2 separate regions of the Mus musculus genome follow, and region 2 is linked to region 1. The links are chromatin loops, found by intact Hi-C in ENCODE. Cell type or tissue: left cerebral cortex. All regions are shown on one strand.

The links. Hi-C counts contacts between places; a loop is a spot of excess contacts. Peaks named below come from ENCODE experiments on the same cell type or tissue, not always from the same donor. Only the 100,000 strongest peaks of a DNase experiment are listed, where the experiment ranks them.
Region 2: it touches region 1 in a loop (2.0-fold over the local background); 2 of 42 quality-filtered maps call a loop at or near these places.

Annotation. Positions count from the first base shown.
Region 1 is chr7:128,302,338-128,307,337 of GRCm38, forward strand. No RefSeq gene overlaps it. Among named protein-coding and RNA genes, the nearest start is that of Rusf1, 6.7 kb to the left of the region's middle. In left cerebral cortex, a CTCF peak has its summit at 2,727; a DNase peak (open chromatin) is centred at 2,744.
Region 2 is chr7:128,415,499-128,420,498 of GRCm38, forward strand. It overlaps Rgs10 (regulator of G-protein signalling 10), which reads right to left and starts at 2,674. Exons shown (of 5, transcript NM_026418.2): 1 at 2,568-2,674. The coding sequence starts at 2,616. In left cerebral cortex, a CTCF peak has its summit at 2,994; DNase peaks (open chromatin) are centred at 2,385, 2,731, 3,076 and 3,687; H3K4me3 peaks cover 1,661 bases; H3K27ac peaks cover 416 bases.

The DNA.
Region 1 (5,000 bases):
CCGGTTTCTTTTCTTAGCTATGAGAACAATTACATGTATTTTGCAATCCTGAGAATGGGAAGTGTAAACATCCATTGAGCAGGCTGGATGTATTCTACTACCCTTTTATTAAATAATATATTCAAGTATTTATATTAAAGAAAATACAGATGGATCCATTTTGAGTTTTGTATCACAACCAAAGGCAAGTAAATAAAACTCAGATGTGAGACAGTATATGTCCACCTTTGTCTTCTGTACCTACCAATGGTGGTGAGTTGGACACCATTGTTTCATTCATTTCATCCTTTCCTCTCTCTCTCTCTCTCTCTTTCTCTCTCTTCCCTTCTTTCCTTCTTTTCTTCTTTCTTTCTATCTTTTTTTCATTTCTTTTTCTTTTTCAGGACAGAGTTTCCTCTGTCTAGCCTTGACTGCTCTTGAACTCACTAAGAAGACCTCTAATTCAGAGCTCTCCCAGCCTCGGCCTCGCAGATGCTGGGATTAAAGGCACGTGCCATCATTATCACGTGCCCCGTGAAATCATTATTTTCTTAACCAGCACATTTGCCAGAGTGTGTATTGTAAGCAGCAGAGACCTGAAGTGATTTTTGTCAGCTGGTTTTCCAACAATGAAGACATAATCCTTCCCAACCACCCCTGGGCATTGCAAAGGAAAGAGAGACAGAATCGCCTTCTGGGATGCGCAGAGCTCCTCACAGCTCGTCTGCATGGATGCGGTGTTGTTCCCACACCTCAGCCATCCTCCTCGAACAAACACAGTCAGGCAGAAGACACGCAGAACTAAAAAGTAAAGAGGAATAACACGTAAAATAACCACTCTAATGCACAAATATGAAAAGATTCAAATACTTAAAGGCTGTGAAATGGGTTTCAATCCACTGTAAGGGCTCTAAAAACAAAATACCAGAACAGGGAAAAGAAATACACCCAAAAAAAAGGAAGAAAAAATGTGATGTTTAGCAACTCAAGTCTCCACAAATGAAAAAAATAGTAAAAATTCATATTTGTACATTGCCCTTTCCTTGGTTTAAATACCACCCCAAGGTAATTTTCTATCTACAAAGTTACTGAACACAATCCTGTAAAGAGCCGTTCAGTAGCTCCCTGTGTATGTTTCCACCAGATGCTGCGGGATAATTGATAACTGATGTTTCCACTTCTCTTTCTCTAATAAAACAAATTTAATTATATTGTTACAGAAATAACATGCCTTCTCAATGAGAAATCCCTCCACACAGTTAGAAATAAAGGGAAACTCTTTACTTAAGCACCTGGTGCATTGGGGCTAATGCCCAGATAAGAGTCAACCCCCAAAAGAAGATTTCATTAGCTCATATACATCTTAGGTTTATGCATTCCACATATGCTGTTATCCTTAAATCTCTTTTGAGTCTGGCCCCAGGTTACACTCTCAACAATTTAAACAGAGACAGGAGACTGTAAGTCTGCCACTTAAGCAAATGGGAGGTTTTCACGGCAAAGATATTATATATTACCAGAATTATTTTAGGTACCAGTGTTCTTTTTTGATAGTTGTTAACCAGGTCCATCTTCCCCACCTGGCAGAACTATGCTCTTCTTGATAAGAACACAGGGGACTTAATGGCAGATGAGGACTATTGATGGTTGTGACCCCACGCTACCCCAGTGAACTGCCCATCTGGGCTATGGATCTTTGGGAATAGAACCTAATGGGTGGTCAATCCGGGGGAGTAAACACTGACATCCTAGGACCCTAGATTTCTCTTATCTCCATCAGGCTTGGACAACAGACTACTTACCCTTGGGTATTGTGGAGGCAGCGACCCTTTAGCTAAATTCCATTTGTGTGACTTAAGGTCTCCTAAGCAAATCTGTCAGTGTGTCCTTTGTAACATCTGTTTTATTGCTTTGAGTTTCTTCGAATCAAGCTTAGGTTCTAAAAGTTGGTTATGTGGGAAACCCAAGGGAGTAATACTGATTGCTACATTGTTCTCCTAAAGGCAGGTGAAGCAAACAGTTTGAGTACACACTAGCGGGGCAGTCTTAAGGGACTTCAGGTATATTATTAACTCTAGCTGTGAGGTCCTACAAAAGCGTAATTGATACTTCCAAGGTATTGCATCACCGCAGCTGAGGGGAACAGAAGCATCCACGCTGATTTCCAAACTCAGCCACGTTTTTGAAGAGACTCCACACCCACATGTATTTTGGCTTATTTGATTTTACCTCATAATTTAATTTGATTACATTTATTCTGGAAGCCAGCAAGCCAGATTGATTGTGCCACCATTGTTACCCTCAGCTTTGCAGAAACACAATCTCACCGCCTGGCCCAGGACTTCCCCCTGAGCGCTGCCATGGGAGCAGTGAGCCTCTCAAAAAGTATTTTAAATTATTTATTATTGTTGTTTATTACTAATAATCAAGATTGGCTCTCTAGCCTTTACTTTTTTTATGGTGAGCGGGAAGAAAGGGAGACAGGCCTGACAGGATCTCTCTGGCCCTCTTCCTAATGGAGCCAGGTTGAATGGATCTTTTCTTACTTCTCTCCTTCCACACCTCAGCCCCCTTCCTACTTCCTGCCCCACCCAACCCCTGCCTTCCCTGTTTCTTTCAGTTTAGCACATTTTTTAATGTATTGCTGTGCTATGCATTCATTTCTCTGAGAGAGGGGCTTTCTCTGTATTCCTGCTAGGCACTGGCCAGCACTCCCAAACCTAATTAGTAGTTGTTGCCTCCGATGAACACGAGGTGGCAAACACTCCCCTTAACTTGGGAAGGAAGGCGCTGGAGGAGCACAGCTAGCCCTGCCGGTTACGTCACTAAATCTCTTTCTTTCTTTTTTTTTTTTTTTTTTTTTTCTTCTTTTTTGGATTCCCTACATTTCATTTTCTTTACCTTGTATAATTTCTGTGATTTTTGTTTTCTACAAGCAAGCATGATCTACAGAGGGATACCCTGTCTCAAAAAAAAAAAAAAGATAATAATGGTAAAATTTAAACATTATCATAATAGATGATATTTAATAATGTCACTGACCTTGGAGGAAAGGGATGTTCCTCCATCATGTTCTCATACACATATGTATTATAGGAAAGGAACAATGACAGAGGGGAGAGAGAGAGAAAGAGAGAGAGAGAGAGAGAGAGAGAGAGAGAGAGAGAGAGAAGCTGTCATTATTTTTTAATAACACCTAGAAAATGGCTTAACTATATCATTTTGCCTTAACTGAACGAAGAATACAAGTAATATGCCCTTTTGGTATCTGTAAATGAAGACTGTCGTAATCGTTCTGTCCTTAGTGCTGGTGTCTAGACCTCCTCTGCATTGTTCGGATCTTCTCTGCTGCGAATAAGAAATTCCTAGTTTGTGTGTTCCAAGGAGTAGAGGATTGGCTACTATTTCATAGTAGATTGTGATCTAAAGATTCCATAAATGCATTTAATTTAACTTAGGTTTTATTTTTGAGACAGAGTCTCACCATGTAGAACACTGGCCTTGAAGTTACAAGATCCATCTGCCTCTGCCTCTGCCTCTGCCTCTGCCTCTGCCTCTGCCTCTGCCTCTGCCTCTGCCTCTGCCTCTGCCTCTGCCTCTGCCTCTGCCTCTGCCTCTGCCTCTGCCTCTGCCTCTGCCTCTGCCTCTGCCTCTGCCTCTGCCTCTGCCTCTGCCTCTTCCTCTGCCTCTGCCTCTGCCTCTGCCTCTGCCTCTGCCTCTGCCTCTGCCTCTCTGCCTCTCTGCCTCTCTGCCTCTCTGATTCACACTTTTGCATACACACATACATTTTAAGTTACAGAGAATCGAGTCTATTTGGGTAAGGTTGTATGCATTTGTTATGGAACGCAGCATCACTAATTACAGTGTGAGCCTGGTAAATCCTCTCGATTTCCTGTACTCTGAGAAATCTCACCTAAACAGGTTCCTTCAAGTTTCTAGATTCAGGAGTCTATCTCACTATCAACACCATGCTCCCGGTAAGCCTATCTTTCATTTTCTTCAGCACCTGGGGTGTGAAAGGTAGAGTGGGGTCTTTCAAGTAACTTCTTTTGAAACAGAGTCTCACTATGTAGACCATACTGACCTTAAACTCTTTCTAAGGTCCTGGAATTGTGACTGTGGGTGCTAGGGTCCAGTGCCATGCCAGTTACTGCCAATCCATTTTTCTTATTCAGAAACCGGGGCTACAGGCTTGAGCGGGTCAACCATAAGGTTTACCTCTTTCTGGGACTATGAAAGGCTGCTGGGGAGGCCCCTCCCATGCTGCCCTCCCTCATTTCCAATCTCTGTCCCCCCCTCCCACCCCCTGCCCCCAAGCCTCCAACTCCACCTCCAGAAAGTCCTGGAACTTTTTTTTTTTTTCCTTTTCTCTGAACACCCTCCATCCTGGACTGGCCTCAGAGTTCTGAGACTGTGGGTGCTAGGGTCCAGTTTGCCCACTGGCCTGGCCTCTCTCAGTGTGTCCTAGGGTCCTTTTTCTCCAAGTGCCCTCCATCACATACACACCTGCACCACACACACACACACACACACACACACACACACACACACCTGATCCCCCATTACCACCTACCCTGTTCTCTAACAAGAGGGTGCTAGAGGCTGGGGCATCCTAGCGAGACTGGGCCCTCTCTGGGAAGCCTTTTTCCCCACATTTTCCCAAGTACCCTCTGTTACAGGCAGGCCTAAAGGTGTGGTTTGAGAGGATGCTAAGGCCCAGCATTTCCAGCAGCCTAACCACAGGTCCATGCAGCTTGAGAGCTTTTGTTCTTGTTCTCAAAGAGACTCCATGTGACCCAGTATCCTAGGCAAGTGGTGTCAGAGTTGTGGTCTGGGCAGACAGCAGCGTGCTAGAGGATGCTGGAGGCTAGGCCACCTATCCTGGAATCCTGGAGCTTGTCACTTCTTTTTCTCCAAGTGCCTTTAATTCAGAGAAGACCTTACACTCTTGGACATCTCTCCCACCTGGCCCCCTCTCTGGTGAGTCCTGGATATTTTTCTTTTCTCCAAGTTCTCTCTTC
Region 2 (5,000 bases), 110 kb after region 1:
CGAACCTTAGAAACAGGTGGGGCTTCCAGCTCTCTACTTACAGATGCCATCTTTGATGAGATTTAACTCTTTCAGCCTCACATAGAATGCTCTGGGGGAGAGAGGCTTGCAGTCAAGCCCAGCCCAGGCTCCCGCAGGGGTACGGCCAGCTTTGGTGGGGCTTCAGTAGGATACTCTGGAAAACCTCTTTAAAAGCGAAGTTCAGGCGGGGTGTTGCTCTGGGGCAGGCCATTTGCCTACATATACAAGGCCTTGGGCACACCTCTAGCACCACAAGAAAAAAAAAAAAAAACATCAAAATTACCTTCTCCCAAATCCTTAACTGTCCTGCAGACGGCTTGCCTGCTGCACAGCATCTCTGTAAGGAGCCCTCACCCTCCCTCCTTTCTCACTTGGCTCCTTTTCTTGATGTTGGGTGGTGATGATAGTGACCAAACTGGCAGGGGCTCGTGTCCTTTCACAGGGCAGCAGAACTTATACCCACAGATTTCAAGGAAATTGGGCTCTGGCCATATAGACATCCAACACCAAGCACTGCTATTTCCCTGCTGGCCTTTGTATCACTGGTGTGGGCAAGCTTCATCAGGGTTAGTCTGTTGCCCTGGAACAGATACATGCTAGCAATGACTGTGAAACTGCCTTTCAGTTTGGGATTGCAATCTGGCCGTATGCAAAAGCATCCCAAATCCAGGTATCTGTCACAATTCAGTGGTTCTATTTGTATTATATTCTGGCCAAATATAATTTTAAGCAGCAAGCAACCTAGGCAAGGCTAGACGGAACTCCCCTACATGATGGAAAAAGAAAGAAAAGGAAACTAGTAAGCCCCACACCTTTATCATGTATCCAGCATTGCACTTGGGGCTTCTCAGGTTTAACTGCTGATCCTACTATTAGTAATGTAAGCATATCCTTATCAGAATTAAAACCTGTAGTTAATGGCTAGCAACACGGTTCAGTGGGTAAGGATGCTTACATCCAAACCTGACGGCTTGATTTTGACTACTGGGACCTATCGGTAGAAGAAAACTGATTTCCATAAGTCATCCTCTAACCTCCACATACAAGCTGTAGCATGCAAACACACATATGCACACACACACACACACAGAGACGCACACGAGCACACACATACACATGATAAATATGATCTAAAATAAAATTTAAGTATGTAGTTAAGTCCACAGCTTCCTGAAATCCACTGTTCCAGCCTTGATGTCTGACATATGTTGATATGTCCCACCACAGTTCATTTCAGTCCACCTATGACGTAGCAACCAGTTCCCAGATGCCCTGAACATTTAGCAATTGGTTCTTGCAAGCTACACTGAGCCAGCACCAGCACAGCTCTGCGGCACAGAAAGGTCCAAGGACATTCATTATTCAGTGTGGCGGAGTGGCAGAGTCAAGGTTGGAGTTTAACTCCGGTGCCTAGAATCTGACCACCACTCAGTGTCAGCCATCAGCATCACAAGGGAATGTGACCACTCGGGAACACTAATGGAGCATTTCAACGCATATTAAGACAACAGTGCAAACTCTTTACAATAACTCTATGGAATCTGACTTTAGTGGGGTTGTCTTAAATAATTAATGAAATGATTTGCATGTGGCTGATGGGGGGGGGGGAGTCTCCAATTAAGCACTTAAAGCTACCCTTTGCACATCCCCAGTCACAAAGAAGTTGCACAGCTGTCGAGTGGTGGCCAAGGGATTGGGTCTATGTCTGATTGCAGCCGCTTAACCACGTTTGATATTTACGTGAAAAGAGGAAACCGGCTAAAGCGTAGTGAATCTCTGGGCGACAGAAAAGCAAGCCTTTGAACCCCGAACCCAGAGTCAAGCAAATAAACCTACGTTTAAAAAAATCCATCAGCTAAGAGTAGAGCAGGTTACCCAACACCCTGGCTTTAGAGCCCCACCCCTCCGACGCGGCTGCTCTAATGGTGAAGACAAGAGAAAGCACACAAGGTGTCAACACAGCTCCTGGCCACAACCTAAGCCATCAAAGAGTGTTAGGTGTTATTAAGAACAAAAAGGATGGCACGATTCAAATCACCATTTCTGCACCGTGGGTTCTTTGTCTTGCCAAGTTGCCCCAAACTGTGGGTCAGGCAGGTTCAGGGGGAAAAACAAAGTGACTCCCCCGCCGTGTCACACAAGTTCCTCCCCCGCCCTGGTGTGCAGCCACCTTGGGACTCCACTTTTTTTGGCGCCGCGGGGCCGGCCACTCCGGGGATGCAGAGGTCCGGCGGAGCATCCTTCCCATTCCGCCCGAGAAAGAGGCTGCACGCAGGAGGGAAGCCTGGCTTCCCACGCTGCCTCGGAGTGAGGGGCTGTTAATGTGTCTCCCGTGGTTCCCAGACCTTCTCTAGAAAGAAAGCTGCTCTGACTCCCGCTTCAAGCCCAACTTCCTCCCCGGGCGGCTCCCCGGCTCTGCGCTCCCGCCGCGGCTGGGACAGAGCGAGCGGGGAGGAGCGCGGCTGCTGTCCGGGCGGCACAGCGAGCCGCGCCAGGGGACCCGGCGACCCCGTCCTTCCCGCGCCCAAGCGCCCGCAACCGCTTACCAGACGGCGGCCGCTTCCTGCTCAGTCGGCTCACGGCGCGGGTGAACATCGCCGCGGGCGTCCAGAGGACGGAGCAGCCGGGCAGCGCGGCGGCTAAGCCCGAAGAGGGCAAGGAGGAGGAGGAGCCCGCGCGACGCCGCCCCTCCAGGCTCCGCCCGCCGCCTCCTCCCCGCCGCGCTCCCCTCTCCCTGCCCACCCGCGCCCGTGGGCACTGGGTCCAGCCCTCAGTTACCCGCGCAGGGCAGGGCGCGGTGGCCCCGGGTGACCCTCAGCTCCCGCGCACATCCCGGTCCCTCCCCTCGCGGCCTGGAGACATACAGCGTTCGGTGTCCCTGCCAGGCCCGAGTCACCTCCCAGATCGCCCCCGGGTCTACCCGATTCCGTGGGCGCGCGGCCTGCTCACGCCGCGAATGCCCGGGAGGCGTCACCAGAGTCCCGAGCCAAGCCGCCGCGAGTGGGCGCCCACTCTGGCCCACGCCACGCCTGTGCCGGGGCTTCCAAGCCCCGGGACAAACCTCGGAGAACGCTGTCTGGAGCCTCTGCGGTTTCAGAGTGGATCTGAGCGCGCCAGCACATTTTTTAACTTGGACGACACTTGGGTGCAGTCTCAGGAGAACCTTTGCGCTCAACTACCGGAATCCTGTAGATCCCAGCGCCGGGCTCAACGCTCCTCCTGGTGCCAGTCACCTGCTCAGCGCCGCGCTCCACGCTCATCTAGTTTCCCATTTCTTTTTACCAAACAGCCCAAGAGGGGGGTGTCGTTAGCCCCATTTTCTTGAGCATTCGGTTTGCAAGGAATTGTCTTTCTGGCGAGTTTTATTTTTCTCCTTGTGGGTCTGGCTTTGTCTCGAAATTGGTCTTTATTTTTAGCTGTGCTAATTGCTATTTTTCTAAACCATTCCCCAGTCGCCCCCCCAACCCCCCGCGCGCGTTCTTTCGCAGGATTTTCACTAGTTGGCACTTTCCTTTATATCTTCTATTCTGAGCTTCCCATTTTGCTCTATTTTCCTCCCTTTTTGTCCACCCTGCAGTCCCAACGCCACCTCAGCCCTGGCCCTCTGTGGTTATTCACCATCTCTCTGCCTACCCTTCCCCACTCCATCATTTCCAAACACGGCCATTTGTGCTATCCAAAGAGGATGTTCCGTCCCCTGAAGGCTGCAGAGGTCTTCAGCTGCGGCTTGCAGGTGAGCACCATCAGTGTGGCTTCCAAGCCGGGGTTTCTGAATGTCTCCAGCTGCTATTGCCGCCCGCCCCCCCCCCAAGCTTCCTGGCCATTGAAATAGCTCTTGGGTCATAGGCTCTGTAAAAGCTGAGCCTAAACCGACACAGACACAGACATAATGGTGCTCTCCTTTAATCCCAGCAACCCCAGCACTCCGGAGGCAGAAGCAGGAAGATTCTTTGAGTTAGAGGACACCCTGATATACATAGCAATGTCTAAGGCAGCTACATAGAGAGTCAGAAGGAAGGAGTCAGAAGGGAGGGAGGGAGGGAGGGAGGGAGGGAGGGAGGGAGGGAGAGAGAGAGGGAAAGAGGAAGGGAAGGGAATGAAGGAAGGAAGGAAGGAGAGAGAGAAGGCAAAACCAAACCATCCCAGTGGGATCACTGCATTCTGAGAACAGTAACAAAATTTTCCCTGCCCACCTCCATTGAAAGCGTCCCCAGAGGCTGATCACAAATACACCGAAGCTAACACAGGAAAGGAGGAGACTCTAGCACAATGGAGTAGAAGTTAGACACAGGCAGCCAAAGCCAGCAGCACTAGCAGCCAGGTTCTTCCCACCGTGCCGGCAGCAAGCCTGGTGTGGTCTAAGACATGCTCCGAGGGAGGCCGTACTGAGAGAACAGCTCCAAGCTTCTTAGACAATGGGAAATAATGGGGAAGGTTAGCAGCTTTAGGTCCCCTTCTCCGTCCTGTGAGCTTGTCAAAAGACCGGGGCTAAGAGTGAGTAAACAATTTAATTTTCTTTTTTGTTTGACTCACAAAATCGGTACTGGGAGCTGGAGAGATGGCTCAGTGATTCAGAGCGCTTGCTCTTGCAGAGCACTGGGGTTCAATTCCCAGCACCCATGTCCTCTCACAGTCATCTGTAACTCCAGTCCCAGGGGATCTGATGTCCTCCTCTGACGTCTGCAAGCTCCAGACGCACGTACGCTACACATTCATACCTGGCAGACAAAACACTCACATACATAATGTCCAAAGATCCAAAAGCCAACATTCACGTGTCGTGTGCATCAGACCCAGAATAAAGTAAAAGGCCTATGCTGAGATACAGCTCTGATCCTGGGGATTGAGGTGGAGGCAGAGGCTGCTGGATCTCTGTGAGTTTGAGGCCAGACTGATCTACATAGAGAGTTCCAGAATAGCCAGGGCTACACCGTGAGATCCTGTCTCAGAACAAAATAAAACAAGTAGGAGGGGAAGAG